Linked DNA regions of Homo sapiens: region 1 is linked to region 2. Evidence: chromatin contacts called from ENCODE Hi-C data. All regions are on one chromosome and are shown on one strand. Each heading gives the region's core, a stretch centred on a gene start or an enhancer-like site at or near the end of the contact. The rest is flanking DNA. Distances are from core to core; before and after follow the strand shown.

Evidence for each region. A loop is a pair of places that touch in the nucleus more often than their neighbours do. Pooled maps may share reads with other maps.
Region 1: a loop to region 2 is called in a pooled map, with 23 times the contacts of the local background. The contact joins two enhancer-like sites. A Hi-C loop is called at or near these places in 5 of 37 single-sample maps with no recorded cell type and 5 of 50 pooled maps.

The regions. Positions count from the first base shown.
Region 1 is chr10:125,062,239-125,069,920 of GRCh38, reverse strand. The region is part of intron 2 of CTBP2 (C-terminal binding protein 2); the gene reads left to right. Among named protein-coding and RNA genes, the nearest start is that of MIR4296, 33 kb to the right of the region's middle. RefSeq lists an enhancer at 6,341-6,938. Within about 2 kb of position 5,045, at least 15 of the 41 ENCODE cell types and tissues checked have a DNase peak (open chromatin) inside an H3K27ac peak, as active enhancers do.
Region 2 is chr10:124,030,424-124,037,580 of GRCh38, reverse strand. The region is part of intron 5 of CHST15 (carbohydrate sulfotransferase 15); the gene reads left to right. Among named protein-coding and RNA genes, the nearest start is that of CHST15, 60 kb to the left of the region's middle. RefSeq lists a silencer at 1,361-1,410 and enhancers at 3,016-3,537, 3,538-4,060. Within about 2 kb of position 1,525, at least 9 of the 41 ENCODE cell types and tissues checked have a DNase peak (open chromatin) inside an H3K27ac peak, as active enhancers do.

The sequences.
Region 1 (7,682 bases), core at 3,796-6,295, 1.0 Mb before region 2:
ATTCACTTCTTTTGGGGTTTGTGTGGGGGGGGGAGGGGGGCAGGGTATGGAAAAGGAAGTAATTTTACATCTTTACTTTCTGTCAACTTCCTGATGGTGGTGGAGTTGGGGAGTAGGGAAACAACAAAATACTCTGTGAGAACCTCCATTAAAGGGGAGACTCTCAGCAGAAATCTCCATGTCCTGATTAGATGGCACAACAAACAGAAATGACCGTGTCCTGGCTTGGGGATTTAATATTGGAAAACAAGCTTGTCTTAATGGAAACTTTCAGCCAGTAATTTTGTTTTCTTGTTTGTTTGAGATGAAGTCTCACTCTGTCGCCCAGGCTGGTGTGCAATGGCACGATCTCAGGCTCACTACAACCTCTGCCTCCTGGGTTCGTGGCAGTTCTCCTGCCTCAGCCTCCTGAGTAGCTGGGATTACAGGTGTGCACCACAACGCCCAGCTAATTTTTGTATTTTCAGTAGAGATGGGGTTTCACCATGTTGGCCAGGCTGGTCTTGAACTCCCAACCTCAGTTGATCCACGCACCTCGGCCTCCCAAAGTGCTGGGATAACGGGTGTGAGCCACCGCACTTGGCCATAGGCAGTATTTTTGTGTGTTTGAAACTCATCATTGTGGGCGTTTACAAGTTGGACTAATTCCAATACTGATTTTGGAATTTAAAGCTTTATAAAATCATAACGCAATTTGTAGTGTTGTCAATAGAAGGTCCTGATTTGTAGGAGCTGGCTGGCAGGCAGCTATTAGGGGAGGTGGTCACTCAGCCAAGACAGGCAGGGAACAGGAAACCCTTGGTCCTGAGAAAGGCCCCTGGAAGAGGCCAGCCCCGAGACTGTTTGGCTAGTGGTGGGGGTGGGCACCAGCTCTACCCCAGCCCTGTGAGTGCATCGTTCCCTTCTGTTCCTGTAGCTGATCTCCCTGCCCCAGCCTGCGATGGGAGGATCAGCAGTAAAATAAGTTGTCTAAGGTCGCGTGTCAGGATCCAAAGGAGAACCCGGTGCTCCAGCTGGCTGAGGGGAGAGTGGGGCCTCGGAGACAGCAGGGGCAGATTCCCCCAGCAGGGCAAAGCAACCCTGACCTCCAAGTTGCAAGGGAATAGGTGACTCAGGGAGTACCTCCTGCAGCCCTGCTGGTCTCAAGACTCCCACCTTCCAGGGCCTGGTCCTGTGCTCAGAAACCCCTCTGCATAGGGTGCTGATGAGTCCTCTGCAGCTCCCTCACCCAAGGGACCACACTGGGAAACCCAGTAGTTGTCTCGGCCATGGCACTAAGACCTTTGCACCCTGGCCATCTTGTTCCGGGACAGCCAGCATCTGTGGTGTGGTATAGAGACAAAGCTGCCACCTCCAGGACACTTGCTCCTTCCTGGCCTTCCTGCTGCCCTGAAACCTGTGGCCTGTGTGTTAGTGGAAACATTCTCAGTTTCATTGCTCAGTAAACCTTAGGTTATCCAAACTGCAAATAAAATGTTCTCTACTTTCTAGATTTTTATAACTTGCTATTTTGAGAGAAAGGGGATGGGGTTATGTGTGCAAATTAACATTTTCTTTTGGTTTATATAACTCCCTGTCTACGTAGTTTGAATTCTTTAATGTAGATGAAGTTTCACACTCCTGAATTTGGGAATGGTCATTGTATGGTGTTCACCCTGTGCCTAGCAGAGGCTCAGTGAACATCTGTGGTCAGAATGGACGTGTCCTTCGCAGATCAGGATGGTCGTGGGGCAGAACTCTGGTGCAGCTGTGAAGCTTCCCAAAATCCTCTGGAGTCTGTGGGCCTGGGCCGCATGGTGAAATTGGCTGTCATCTTCCTCGCTTTGCTTTCTGGCTGCTTGTTGGGGCTGAGTTGAGGCCCATCTGACTGTCTGGAGGTAGTGGGTATTCATCCGTTGTTGCTTGGCACCAGAGGGCAGGTAGATCCTGTGGCAAGTGGACAGGTGAGAGGCCCACCAAGGAGAGGTGAAATTGGGGGTGCCTCCTAGGGTATACATCGGACCCGCCCTGGGTCTGCAGCCCGGTGGCTTCTTGGGCAGACACTGCACTTGGCGGCTTCAGAGGTGAGGGCACAGAATGACGCGGGTCAGGGAGTCCCACCATGGGCCCTGCCCATGGGACTTGATGCTTGGGTCAGTGTACAGGTCAGGGCCTTCCTTGAACTAAAGGCTACGTGCACAGACTGACAGCTGACACTTGCTATAACTTACTGCTTTGAGAGAAAGAGAATGAGGGTTATGCGTGCCATTAATATTTTCCTTTGATTTCTCTCATATTTTGGTTTACATTATATCCTTTGCCTGGGTTTTGAGATGGTAAGATAAGAAGTTTGATAAATGGCATATATAAAAGCAGTTTTTTCCCTTCTAAATGGATATTTTTAAGAACAGTTTGATTTACAGAAACGTCTAGAAGGTTACATGGAGAGTTCCGTATCTCCTCACCTAGTTTCCTTATTATCATTTGACATTACATTAGTATGAGACATTTATTAAAATTAATGAACCAATTATCAATACATTAATATTAACTGAAGTCTACATTGTATTCTGATGATCTGATATCCTTTTTCCATCCCAGAATCCTGTCCAGTTTTTCACCTTGTATGTCACTGTCTTTCTCCTTAGGCCCCACATGGCGGTGGCAGTTTCACAGTCTTTCCTTATTTTTGATGACCTTGACAGTTTTGATTATGATAGTATATTTTGTGGATTGTCCCTCTACTGCAGTTTGTGTGATGTTTTTCTCATTCCTGGGCTGGGTTATGGGTTTCACAGAAGACTTTTTTTGTGTAATCTCTAAATAAAAAAATTCTTGAAAGAAAAAAGTGTAAGCCTTTGCCGGCCAATAATGAATCGCCCCACATAGCAGGTGGACGTGGGGGGTGTCTGGTTGTCCATCAGTAGGAGTCGCCCTTCCCTTATACCTGGGCCTGGTGGTCAGGCGGGGACTTCAGGAATTCAGCAGCCTTGCCTGCGTTCAGCTGACCAAAGACTTTTCCATGGAGCTGGGAAGACTGCCCAGGGGAGATAGGAAGAGGCACGTCGCACACACTGGGCTTCCCTGGAGACTTCTGGATTCTCGAGTTCACCCTGAGGCATTTACTGATCGACACATGGGCTAGTTCCTTTTTTGTTACATTTTAAAATTCTGGTGAGGTCGTTCCATTTATGGATAAGAAACCCCCAGGTGTGAAGGGCTCAGGTGATGTACCCAGAGTCACACAGCTCACGAGTCAGTGGCAGGACTGGAGATTACACTGAAGGTTGGTGCACTGTGCTCCCTGGCTTCTGTGCAGGTGTCACCCTCCTCCACCAGGCAGACTTTGAGTCGTGCAAACAGAAAAGATGCTGCCCACACTTCAGGGCCATGCTTCCAGTCCCCGTGAGCTACCCCCAGCAGGCTCCTGTACGAAACATGACAGCACTTTCTAGGGTGCTTGGCCGTGCCTGCTTCCCCCGTTACATCTGCGCACCCTGCTTGCCTTCCGTTCCTGCCCTGCACTCACCTAGCATGGTGCATGCACCTGACTGCTTAGAAGGCACGGGACGTTCTGACTTGATGTTTTCCCGATTTCTCGCTGGTCCTGATGTTGGTAGCTCCATGTGACACAAAGCATTGAGTCTCTGGCTCTGCTGGGGTTAGGATTTGGGATGTGGCTTGGTAGAGGGGTGGCTGCCTGTGCCTAGCCATCGCCATGTTAACAGAAGCTGTGATGTAGGGGCTCATAGCTCACATCCCTCAGCCAAGAGCCACTGGTCACTCAGACGTTGTCCTGGGTGTTAGGACATCAGCCTGAGCATTAGAGGGAGTTCACCATCAAGAAGATGACGGCTTTTTTTTTTTGGCTAGAGTGCCATGGCACAATCAGGGCTCACTGTAACCTCTGCCTTCTGGGCTCAAGCGATCCTCCCACCTCAGCCACCTGGGTAGCTGGGATTACAGGCGCATGCCACCAAGCCAGGCTAATTTTTGTATTTTTCTTAGGACAGGGTTTCGCCATGTTGCCCAGGCTGGTCTCAAGCTATCCTAGGCTCAAGCTATCCGCCCACCTCAGCCTCCCAAAGTGTTGGGATTATAGGTGAGAGTCACCACACCCAGCCGATGATGGCATTTTTCTGATAGACTGGAAAGCCAGCTGAATGAAATAGCTAGAAGAGGACAGTGACCCTCAGCTTCTTCATATGGAGCACGAATGGATGTAAATTTAGTGGGATTTCTTTTCCACTGGGGCTGGCCACAAGAGCTGGCAGTGTGCTCCTACAGTGAGTCCCTCCTCTAACTTTACCTCCCACTTTCTCCCTCCGGCCCCCTTAGCTCTCAGCTCAGAGACCCACAAAAACAAATCCTGGGGAGCTGACTGCGCAGGATGTGGACTTGGTATTTCCCTGATACTGGCATTTGTTAGCCGGATCCTGCCTCTTCCCTTCGCCACCTCGCCTTCCCCAAAGCCCCTGCGGGCTTTGCTCTTCCTTCCCTTTATTTTGCTGAAGTTGACAGTCAGGTATGAGCTGCATTAAAATGTTGACTCATCCTTGGGTTGTTTTCAATTTTTTAAAAAGTGCACATTGAGAAAAGCACAGATTCATGTGTGCAGCACAGGAAATCATCACAAAGAGAACAAGGCTCTTGTTGGGGGCATTTGAGTTCAAGCAGAGTGCCCCAGTTGCAAGACTTCCATTTGGATCTGATGATGGCTGGACCTCCCTGGAAAGACTGGAACCTGAAGAGCCCAGTCAAAGAACAGTCTGTCAAGCAGCCCCTCCGCAACCACAGTTTTTGTGCAGAGTGGTTTGGGGAGCCCATGGAATGGGGACAGTACGATGTATTTTCTAGTGGCAAACATTTCATCATCAAGTGAGAGTTTCTTTGCTGGGCATTTCCTGTTCTGTGTGAAACAGTTGTGGTTACCTGTGGGTGTGTTTCAGATAATCATTAGAGCATATTCTCTGCTCGTTAAGCAGTAAAACCAGTGAGGTGGGGAAGCTTGTGAAACTGAAATCCCAAATATGCAAAACTTGGCAAGAAAGTAGAGAAGAGCCAGACCAGCTCTGAGCTAAGTCACCAAACCAGAAAGGTTTCATTCTTTGTCTTTTCTTCCTCTGTCTTTAACCACAAGCCTTGGGCTGAATCCCCACATCTCACTACACAGTCAGGGAAGCAGGGTCAAGGCTGACTGGGGACACTGGCGTGGCGGGAATGGGTGAAGTCTCCTGGGTGGATAGTCACCTCTCTGCCTTTTTTGAAACTAAACTTCTCTGATTTTTATTTCAAGTTGTCCTGAAGAACATGATTCTAAAACAGATTCAGAGCACGCACTCTGACTATAAATAGAACATAAGGCAAACTTGGACAATGGATTGTGGCACTTTTTTTTCATGTACCTGAAATTCTTAGAGTTGGGGCTCTCTTCCCTTGAGAAGTAGAACTGCTATTCTTCGGAGACCGATGGGTGACCTCAGCATTGTCCTCACCAAGAACGCTGTTTCCCCAGGGATTGCACCCCTCCCACCACAGTTATTTTTCTCTGAAGGCCTGAGTTTGGAAGAAGTACTTGCCTGTTCCCGTAATTATGGAAACCGGAAGGTAACTTACCTGTTTGTGCCTGGCCTAATTCAGATTAGAAAAAGATCAATCCATTGTTGTCTAATGGACAGGGGACAAATGATGAAGAAAACAGAAATAGCCCATAAAATGATAGGGATGTCCCGGCTCCCAGGCAAACTCTGGTGAAAACCGAGGAGACTATGGTGTTCCCTGAGGTATTCACCATCTAACTGTCTTCCACACCATATATATAAGCTGTTTATAAATTCTTTGTCCTGGCCAAAAATACAAAACCTACTGGCAGTGATTTATTTTTTTAATGCATTTTAAATAACTGGATTCCTATGTGGAATTGGAGTTGGATAATTAAATTACGATGGCCTCTAAAGTTGGGGTGCGGGGGGTTGAGGGCTTCAGCAGAGAGCACCCCTGGAAGGTGGCACTGCAGCCTGGGGGTGGGGGAAAACCGTGCCTGATGGAGTTGCTGCAGGGGTCCCTACACGGGGTGTCCACCCTTCTTGCCCAGACACCCTGTGGCTTTGAGAATCGCTGTGACATAGCCACGGGAGAGCTGTGTCTGCTTAATGCTTTTGTTTACTTTGGAAGTTTGTCCTACATGAATGAATTCGCAAAACTTACATTCCCCGTAAAGCTGTCACTGAGAGAAAACACAGCAATAACTCAGGTGATGTAGTTAAACCACCATTGAGTTTGCGCCATCCATGAGCTGATAAATCGTACAGCTTCATTTGGTAGGAATCAGCAATTTTATGTGGCAATTAATTTTTACTACTGTAGGGGAGCCAGAGGATGAGCATTTTACTTCGGTTTTGTGTGTGTTGAGAGAAACTTAACGGTTTTGCCACAGCAAGAAAGGATCGTGCATGAGGCCTTTCGCACGAGTCGACGTGTTTGGGTGTTATCCTGGGGTGTCCTTGCCAGCTTTTGTTGGTTCCTCACGTGGGCAGAAGAGTGAATGCTCAGTCCCCATCGGGGTGCCACAGGCCTCATGACGTGTGGGGTAAAACACGTATGTGGCTTGCGGAGAAATAAATTCTCCGTATTTCTTAAGTATGATGTTTTTCCCCACCAGACCGATTCGCCCATGCTGTTTCCACATCAGAGATGAAGATGTGCGCAGAGTAACACGTAATTAGCTTTCCAGATTGCTTCGTAGAAGGATAATGTGATAATTTTCCCATTGTTCGTTTTTGGTTCCACCAATGATGGCCATTTAGCACAGCACACAGTTGCGGCTGAGGTCCAGCTCGAGGCTGGCCGAGGCTGTGCACAGCTGCCCAGGGCCCTGCCTCGCTGCTGGGGAGCTGTCCTTTCTTTGGCTGAGCTCTCTTCCTGTGGAGGCCCAGCCTGCTCACTGGAACGCCAGAAAGATCATCTGAGCATAGTTGTCTGTTCAGCCAGCCTCTCTTGGGGCCATTAGGAAAACGGGTGCACAGCAGATGTTGTTCCTTGGGTGCCCTCAGTGGTTTATTTTTTATTTTATTTTATTTTTTTGAGATAGAGTCTCGCTTTGTTGCCCAGGCGCCCAGTGGCGCAATCTCAGCTCAGTGCAACCTCCATCTCCCAGGTTCAAGAGATTATCCTGCCTCAACCCTCCTGAGTAGCTGGGATTACAGGCGTGTGCCACCGCACCCGGCTAATTTTTTGTATTTTTAGTAGAGAGGAGGTTTCATCATGTTGACCAGGCTGGTCTTAAACTGACCTCAGGTGATCCAGCTGCCTTGGCTTCCCAAAGTGCTGGGATTATAGGTGTGAGCTACCGCACCCGGTCCCTCCGTATTTTTTATTACTGATGGCAGCGACCCTAACCCTAACTCTAACCCCTCGCGCTGAGTTCTGCTGCGTGCTGCCAGCGGGTGTCTGCTGTCCCAGAACCTCCCCGCAGCCTTCAGAGTTGTCCCCACGTTACAGTGTTAGAGCTTTAAACAGGACAGACTTAAAAAAGCAGATGTCCTCATCACCCTCATTTCACGTGCGTTCTCTTACAGACACACCCTACTAGGCCATTATACAGTAAACCCTAGCTTCTATTACATCAACAAATAGTTCAGTGTATTTTCCTAAAATAAAAGGACTAACATTTGCTGAGTTTTGAGAGCACCCCTGTGTCCCCC
Region 2 (7,157 bases), core at 276-2,775:
GGTCCAGTGCTCCCTCCAATACTTCCACATCAGAGCTAAGGGGGCACCTGTCTAATCCGAGGCCCTCTGAGTCAGGGAATTCTCCGCGCAAGATGGCCAGTGTAGCTTAGGACAGCTGTGTTCCTATTTTGAGACCAGGTCTGTTTTGGGGAAACATCCACTCATTGGTCCTCTTTCTTCTCCATAGAGTCAGACAGACCAAGTCTAATCCTTCCAAAACAGGAGAGGCTGGCGATATTTAAAGACAGGGACCACAGCCCTTTGTGTCTTATTTTCCTTTGGGCCAACTACATCTTCTTATGGATTGAATTGTGCCCCCCAAAAAGATAAGCTGAAGTTGTCTCCCCCAGTGTGTATGACTGTGACCTTATTTGGAAATAGGATCTTTCTTTGCAGATGCACTCCGGTTAAAATGAGGTCATACTGGATCAGGGTAGACCCTCACCCACCCTAAGACACAGGGAGCATGCCTCTTGACGAGGCTGGAGTGATGCTGCCACCAGCCAAGGGGTGCCAAGGAGTGCCGGCAGCCACCAGAAGCCAGGAGAGGAGTGGAACAGATTCTCCCCTGGCATCCCAGAGGAACCACCTCTGCCCCACACCTGGGTTTCAGACTCCAGCTTCCAGGACACTGAGGGAAGAAAGTCCTGTCATTACGCACCACGAGTTCGTGGTGATTTGTCCTGGCAGCCCCGGGAAACTGACCCCTGGGACCCCTTCTTCAGGTGGCATACCTTCCTGGCCCCACGTATTTGCCAATTATAACAATAAGGCGTGTTTGTTGTGGAAATTTTGGAACATATATTGGAAAACTGTTTTCAAACTATTAATTTCTCACCTAGATAACTACTATTTATGTTTTGGTGTATTTTCTTCCAGACTTTTCTATGCAAATAAGTGTGTGTGTGTGTGTGTGTGCACATGGGTGTGACAGGACAGTCTTATGTCCTGCTTCTTTCACTTTGCATTGTTGCCCCCCAGAAACATGCTTTAAAGTCTGCTCTGGTCACACTTCTGAGCTGATGTCCCTCTTGTGGAGTCTGCATGGCTCCCGCTGCTCTGAGTATGACCTGGTCAGGGAGAGGCTGGATCTGCCCTCCCTCAGCCCCAGCGCTCTGAGCCTGAGCTCTTGGTGGCTGTCCCGGTGCCATGCCTTCTAGCAGGTGCCAGGTGTGGTTTCGCTCCCTGCTCTCTGCATCTCCCAGCCCAGGACTTCTTCCACTCTGTTCTGAGGCAGGCACTGACTTGCCGTCCCTTGCCATGTCCCACCTGCTGGTTCCCGTGTTTTGGAGGCAGAAATCGGCCCTGCTGAGTGGTCTCCCTCCATCCAGCAGGGCTGACGCACACTAGCCGAGCTCTCATGGTGACATAACTGTCACCTCGAGCTGACCCCTCGCCGCCCCCGGAGGTGTTTGCATAGCTGCTCTGCCTCCCTCCCCGACACGGCCCCCAGCTGAAGGGCGCAAGTGCTCGGTGTGCTCATCAAATGTTTTCCTGTCGCTGCTGCTTAGTTCCTCATTCTGAGAAAGGTCAGACCACGCCTTAACCTCAGGGGCCGAGAGTGCACACAGCAGCCTTGTGTACTGTCTGGGCACAGAGAGGTGGGGGCCCATCTGTCGGGACTGGGTTTGGTGTGTGTCAGCCCTGCTCTGGGCCCTGGGAGACTGGAGCTCCCAGTGGGGACGTGGGCATGGCTGTGGTTGGTTGCAGTTCTGCAGAGTAGGAGGTGAGGAGAGTGGGGCTCCAGAGTGGGGAGATCCAGAAGGAACTGACCTGGAGAAGACTGATGCCAGACTGGGTTTTGAAGGATGAATAAGAGTTTGCTGTGTAAACAAGGCAGGAAGGTGGGTTAAGATGAAGCCTTCCAGGCAGAGAGGAGGACAGGTGCAAAGGAAAACACCACATGTTCTCCTGTTTAGGGTGGAGCCAAGGTCCCTGTTAGGGGTTGGAGCCAGGGTCCGTGTTAGGGGATGAAACCATGGGCCCTGTTAGGGGATGAAGCCAGGGTCCCTGTTAGGGGTGGAACCAGGGTCCCTGTTAGGGGGCGGAGCCAGGGTCCCTGTTAGGGGATGAAGCCAGGGTACCTATCAGGGGTAGAGCCGGGGTCCCTGTTAGGGGGTGGAACCAGGGTCCCTGTTAGGGGGTAGAGCCAGGGTCCCTATTAGGGGTGGAGCCAGGGTCTCTGTTAGGGGGCGGAGCCAGGGTCCCTGTTAGGGAGTGGAGCCAGGGTCCCTGTTAGGGGTGGAGCCAGGGTCCCTGTTAGTGGGTGGAGCCGGGGTACCTATCAGGGGTAGAGCCAGGGTCCCTGTTAGGGGTGGAGCCAGGGTCCCTGTTAGGGGATGAAGCCAGGGTCCCTGTTAGGGGGTAGAGCCAGGGTCCCCGTTAGGGGTGGAACCAGGGTCCCCGTTAGGGGGCGGAGCCGGGGTCCCCGTTAGGGGGCGGAGCCGGGGTCCCTGTTAGGGGGCGGAGCCGGGGTCCCTGTTAGGGGTGGAGCCGGCGTCCCTGTTAGGGGGTGGAGCCGGGGTACCTATCAGGGGTAGAGCCAGGGTCCCTGTTAGGGGGTAGAGCCAGGGTCCCTATTAGGGGGTAGAGCCAGGGTCCCTATTAGGGGGTAGAGCCAGGGTCCCTGTTAGGGGTGGAGCCAGGGTCCCTGTTAGGGGATGAAGCCAGGGTACCTATCAGGGGTAGAGCCAGGGTCCCTGTTAGGGAGTAGAGCCAGGGTCCCTGTTAGGGGTAGAACCAGGGTCCCCGTTAGGGGGCGGAGCCGGGGTCCCCGTTAGGGGCGGAGCCGGCGTCCCTGTTAGGGGGTGGAGCCGGCGTCCCTGTTAGGGGGTGGAGCCGGGGTCCCTGTTAGGGGGTGGAGCCGGGGTCCCTGTTAGGGGGTGGAGCCGGGGTCCCTGTTAGGGGGTAGAGCCGGGGTCCCTGTTAGGGGTGGAGCCAGGGTACCTATCAGGGGTGAAGCCAGGGTCCCTGTTAGGGGGTGGAGCCAGGGTCCCTGTTAGGGGATGAAGCCAGGGTCCCTGTTAGGGGATGAAGCCAGGGTCCCTGTTAGGGGTGGAGCCAGGGTCCCTGAGTATGTTTCTTTCTTCCTGGAGTTCTGGTCCCACCTCTGAGGATACCAACACCACAAAGGTGAGTGCTGGAACAGAAGACAGCAGCACCGTGCAGGTGCAAGCGGCTCAGCAAGGAGCAAGACCTGCCAAACTCTTCTCTCTTACCCCAGCCTGAGTCTGCCAGCTAGAAGGAGGCTCACAGTTCACAGCATGGTCCCCCCAAGTAGTCACCGTGTTTTCTTCTTTTAATAACAAATACTCTATGTATCCTAGGAACTGAATGTGAAAGCTTCTTGCCTCCCTGGTCCTCAGCCTAACAGAAATAGTTGGTCAATTCAAACACATATTCAGCCCCTGCCACAGGCTGGGTGCTGTGCTGGGCACTGAGCATACGTGCCCTGGTGAACAACAGTGGCGACCCAGTGCCTACCCCCTGGTAGCTGGTGCTTTATCAGAGAAGTGGGCGGCGGCTTCGTCATGGCTCATGTCCTGGTGCTGAGGGGAAGGGCAGGATGCCAGGGCAGCAGCGTGTGTTAGGACGCTGACCCAGGCCTTGCATTGCCTGCTGTACTAATTAGTACTGCTGCGGAAAAAGTTTGCCAAAACTTAGCAGCTTCAAACAGTTTCTGGGGGTCAGGAACCTGGGTGCAGCTTTACTGGGTCCTCTACTTAAGGTCTCTCATGAGGCTGTGACCTAGCTGTCATCAGGCTGGGGGTCGTCAATATGCTTGACTGCAGAAGGACCTGCTCCCAAGCGCACATGGTTGTGGGCAGAATTCAGCACCTCAAGAGCTGTTGGAATGAGGGCTTCACATCTTTGCTGGCTTTTGGCGAGAGGCTACCCTCCATACCTCACCACAGGGCCTCTCCGGTATGGCTGCAGGCTTTATCCAAGCCAGCAAGCTAGAGCGTCTGCTAGCAGATTAGAAGTCACGATTTTTTCTAACCTAGTCATGAGTGTGAAATCCCATCGTCATTGCCATATTCTGTTGGTTAGAAGTGAGTCATGAGGTCTAGCCACACTCAGTGGGAAGACACTACAGGGTGTGAATACCAAGAACCGGGGATCACTGAGGACCGTCCTAGGAGTCAGCCACCTCCCGTTCTGCACCTGATCCTCAGGAAACTGGGGCCTGGGCTTTGCAGCCGGGAGAGTAGCTTCCAGCTTGATCCCAGCTCTAGTGGCAGAGGAAGTGTGTTTATGTGCATATTTTCTGTGTAAGTTACTGACATAGCAGCTGTTTCATTTCTTCTTAAACATTTATAAAAATAAGTAACAATAGGAATTTCTTCTTTTTCGAAGCCCATGACCCATGGCCTGTCTGAAATGGTTGGCGCGTTTCCCATCTCAGCCAGAAAGGATGATAAATACTGTGTGTTTAGGTCACTCTTGAAGAAACAAACACTCTGAGCCCAAGTTCCATCAGTCTAACGGGATCCTGGGCCATTAGCCCTGTTCTGTGACCTTGCACTTCTGGAAGCAGGAGATTTTGGGGGTTGCTGGCTGCAAGTTGGATTGGTCCAAGTTGTTCTTTTCCTTCTATAAATTGGCTTGGAGAGGGGAAATACCACTTTTATTTTTAGTTTTAGGTTCACATTCAGCCTAATTGATCCAAAGTAGAGGGTTTGAAAATGTTGGAATTTTAAGCAAAGTCAAATCACTTTTAAATTTCCAGAGAAGGAGTCAAGTGGCAAGTCCATTTTTTTTTTTTTTTTCTGGAGGAGAACAGAGGAATAATGGAAACAAGTGGATGGGATGGTTCATATGGCCAAAGAAGCCAGCCAAGAATTCATGTTCCAGTTTCCTCTCTGTAAGAGATCATGACAATTTAAAACTAGCTTGATGCATTCCTATGCTAAATTGGCCCAGTTAATTAAAAAGAAGCCACCAATTGCAAGCAGAATTTTTCTTTATTTAATCCCATTCGTAAGTGGTAAAGACTATTCTTTTCAAATGCATCTCACATTAGCCTCCTGCCTCTTCATTTGTGAGACAGTTGATAGTGTTTGTCTCTTAATTCAGAGGCAGTTATAGCCCCCGTTAAATGTGAAAAATGCGTGGAAGGTGCTGGCACCTCCAACCTAGTTGCATTCCTCCTTTATTCAAGGGACATTTGGAGTGGGGTCATGTACCATCTGTTAAGGATTTTACCGTGTCTATGTTTGGGGTTTGATTCTGTGTGTAGTCTTAATGCAATGCCCAGAAACAACCCACCACAGGAATGGTTCATTTTCCCATTCTGTGATGATGAGTCCAAAGGGAAGGAGAACTCAGCTTGGCGAAGAATTCAAACTCGATTTTGACCCAAACCCCTGGAGTCTTGGAACCTGGCTAGTTCTTTTCTTCATCTGCTTATATAAACTGATTTTTTAAACAACCCGTTGGACTGGTCAAATGATTCAGTTATGACGATAAACTAGGAAAGGAAGCAGGCTTTTAATGAAATGGATTCTGTTATAGGCAGTCACTCATGGGGACACAGAGGAATAGCAGGGCTGAACATTTGGGCAGGAATCCTGGTTTCATCAGTTTCACTCTGTCTGCAGAGTGTGTGAGGGGGCCTCAGGGTGGTGCACAGCTTTCACCCGCTGAGTGTCTGGGAGGTGTACCGGGGTCATGGTGGCAGGAACACAGGCATTGGAACCCCAGCCCTGTCACTTACTGCTCTGTAAACTGGGACAAGAAACTTAACCTCTCTGTGCCTTATTTTCTCATCGGTAAAATGGGGGAAGATAGTCCTACCTCCAGGGTAGTGAGAGTTAAATGACTTAATATTTGTAGTAACGTGTTTAAACAGTGCTTGACAAATGGAAAATATGTAACTATTATTATTATTAGGTATCAGTTATTACTAATAATAACAATAAACTGATCACTCATTTACTCACTCCCCAGAGTTGCAAACCACATAACCAAGTTTTGGTCAACAGTGGACCCCATATATGATGGTGGCCCCGTAAAGTTATAATCCCGTGTTTTCATTGTGCCTTTTCTATGCTTCAATACATAAATTCTAACTCTTATGTTACAACTGCTCACAGGATTCCTGCGGTACAGGCTGACAGCATAGGAGCAGTAGGCTGTACCTCGCCACCTAGGTGTGTAGGGGGCTGTGCCATCTGGGTTTCTGTGAACACTCTATGACATTCACATAATGACATCACCTACTGATGCATTTCTCAGAACATATATATCCCTGCTGTTAAGTGACGCCTGGCTGTATTTATTGAACACCCTTGATGTGCTAGATGCAAGCTGTACATAGGAGAGGAAAATCCATCCCGTTTGCTCTCATGGAGCCTCTGTCTAGTTGAGGGAGTAGGGCCAGGCTTCATGTAAATGACTGAGCTGGGGCAGCCCCTCAGAGCTATCTCTGGGTGAGGCTTCTCCCATCCACCCATCATTGGACAGGACCACCTGTGGAGGCTTAACCTTGGTTGCTGCTGGTGGTCTCTTCAGCTGAGGCTCGTTCCCAGGAGGGACTGGGCTGTGAGTTATTAGCAGGATGGCTCCCCAGTTTTGCAAAGCTCTGTAAATAGGAAGGACCCGGTATTTGTGGATGCCTAAGCCTGGATGCACCTCATTCACCTACTTCCACATCAGAGGGAGCAGGATGCCCGCCCTAGGGCAAAAGCCAGCACACACAGAAGGGAGCTGAGCCGGATTCATGCCTTCGAACCGCAGCGGAACTTTGACTTGAGAATCTCTCTTGCTATTCAGGCAGCACCGGAAGCCCCTCTCCAAACAGCTCAACTTCCCCCAGCCCCTAGAAGCACTGATTGAAAGCCCTGGATGTGTTCTCAATCAGAAGAGAGCCTGGCACTGGGAATGTCATGCGATGTTTTCTCTAGAACAGATTTGCACAAGGATTAAAACGCAGGCTGTTCCTAGCACTGAGGGATTCATTATTGATTTAAACCATCTCAAAGGGAAATTAGGAGAACGCCTCTGTGGAGAAGAGACGGAATGAGGAGAAAGCCGTGGGGATGTAGAGGTTGCAGCAATAGCCACGGATCGATTTCTCTTTCTCACCTCTCCCTCCAGCTCTCACTCTTTCCTTTCCTCTAAGATTTTGGAAGATTAAGAATTACAAGGGTCCTTGT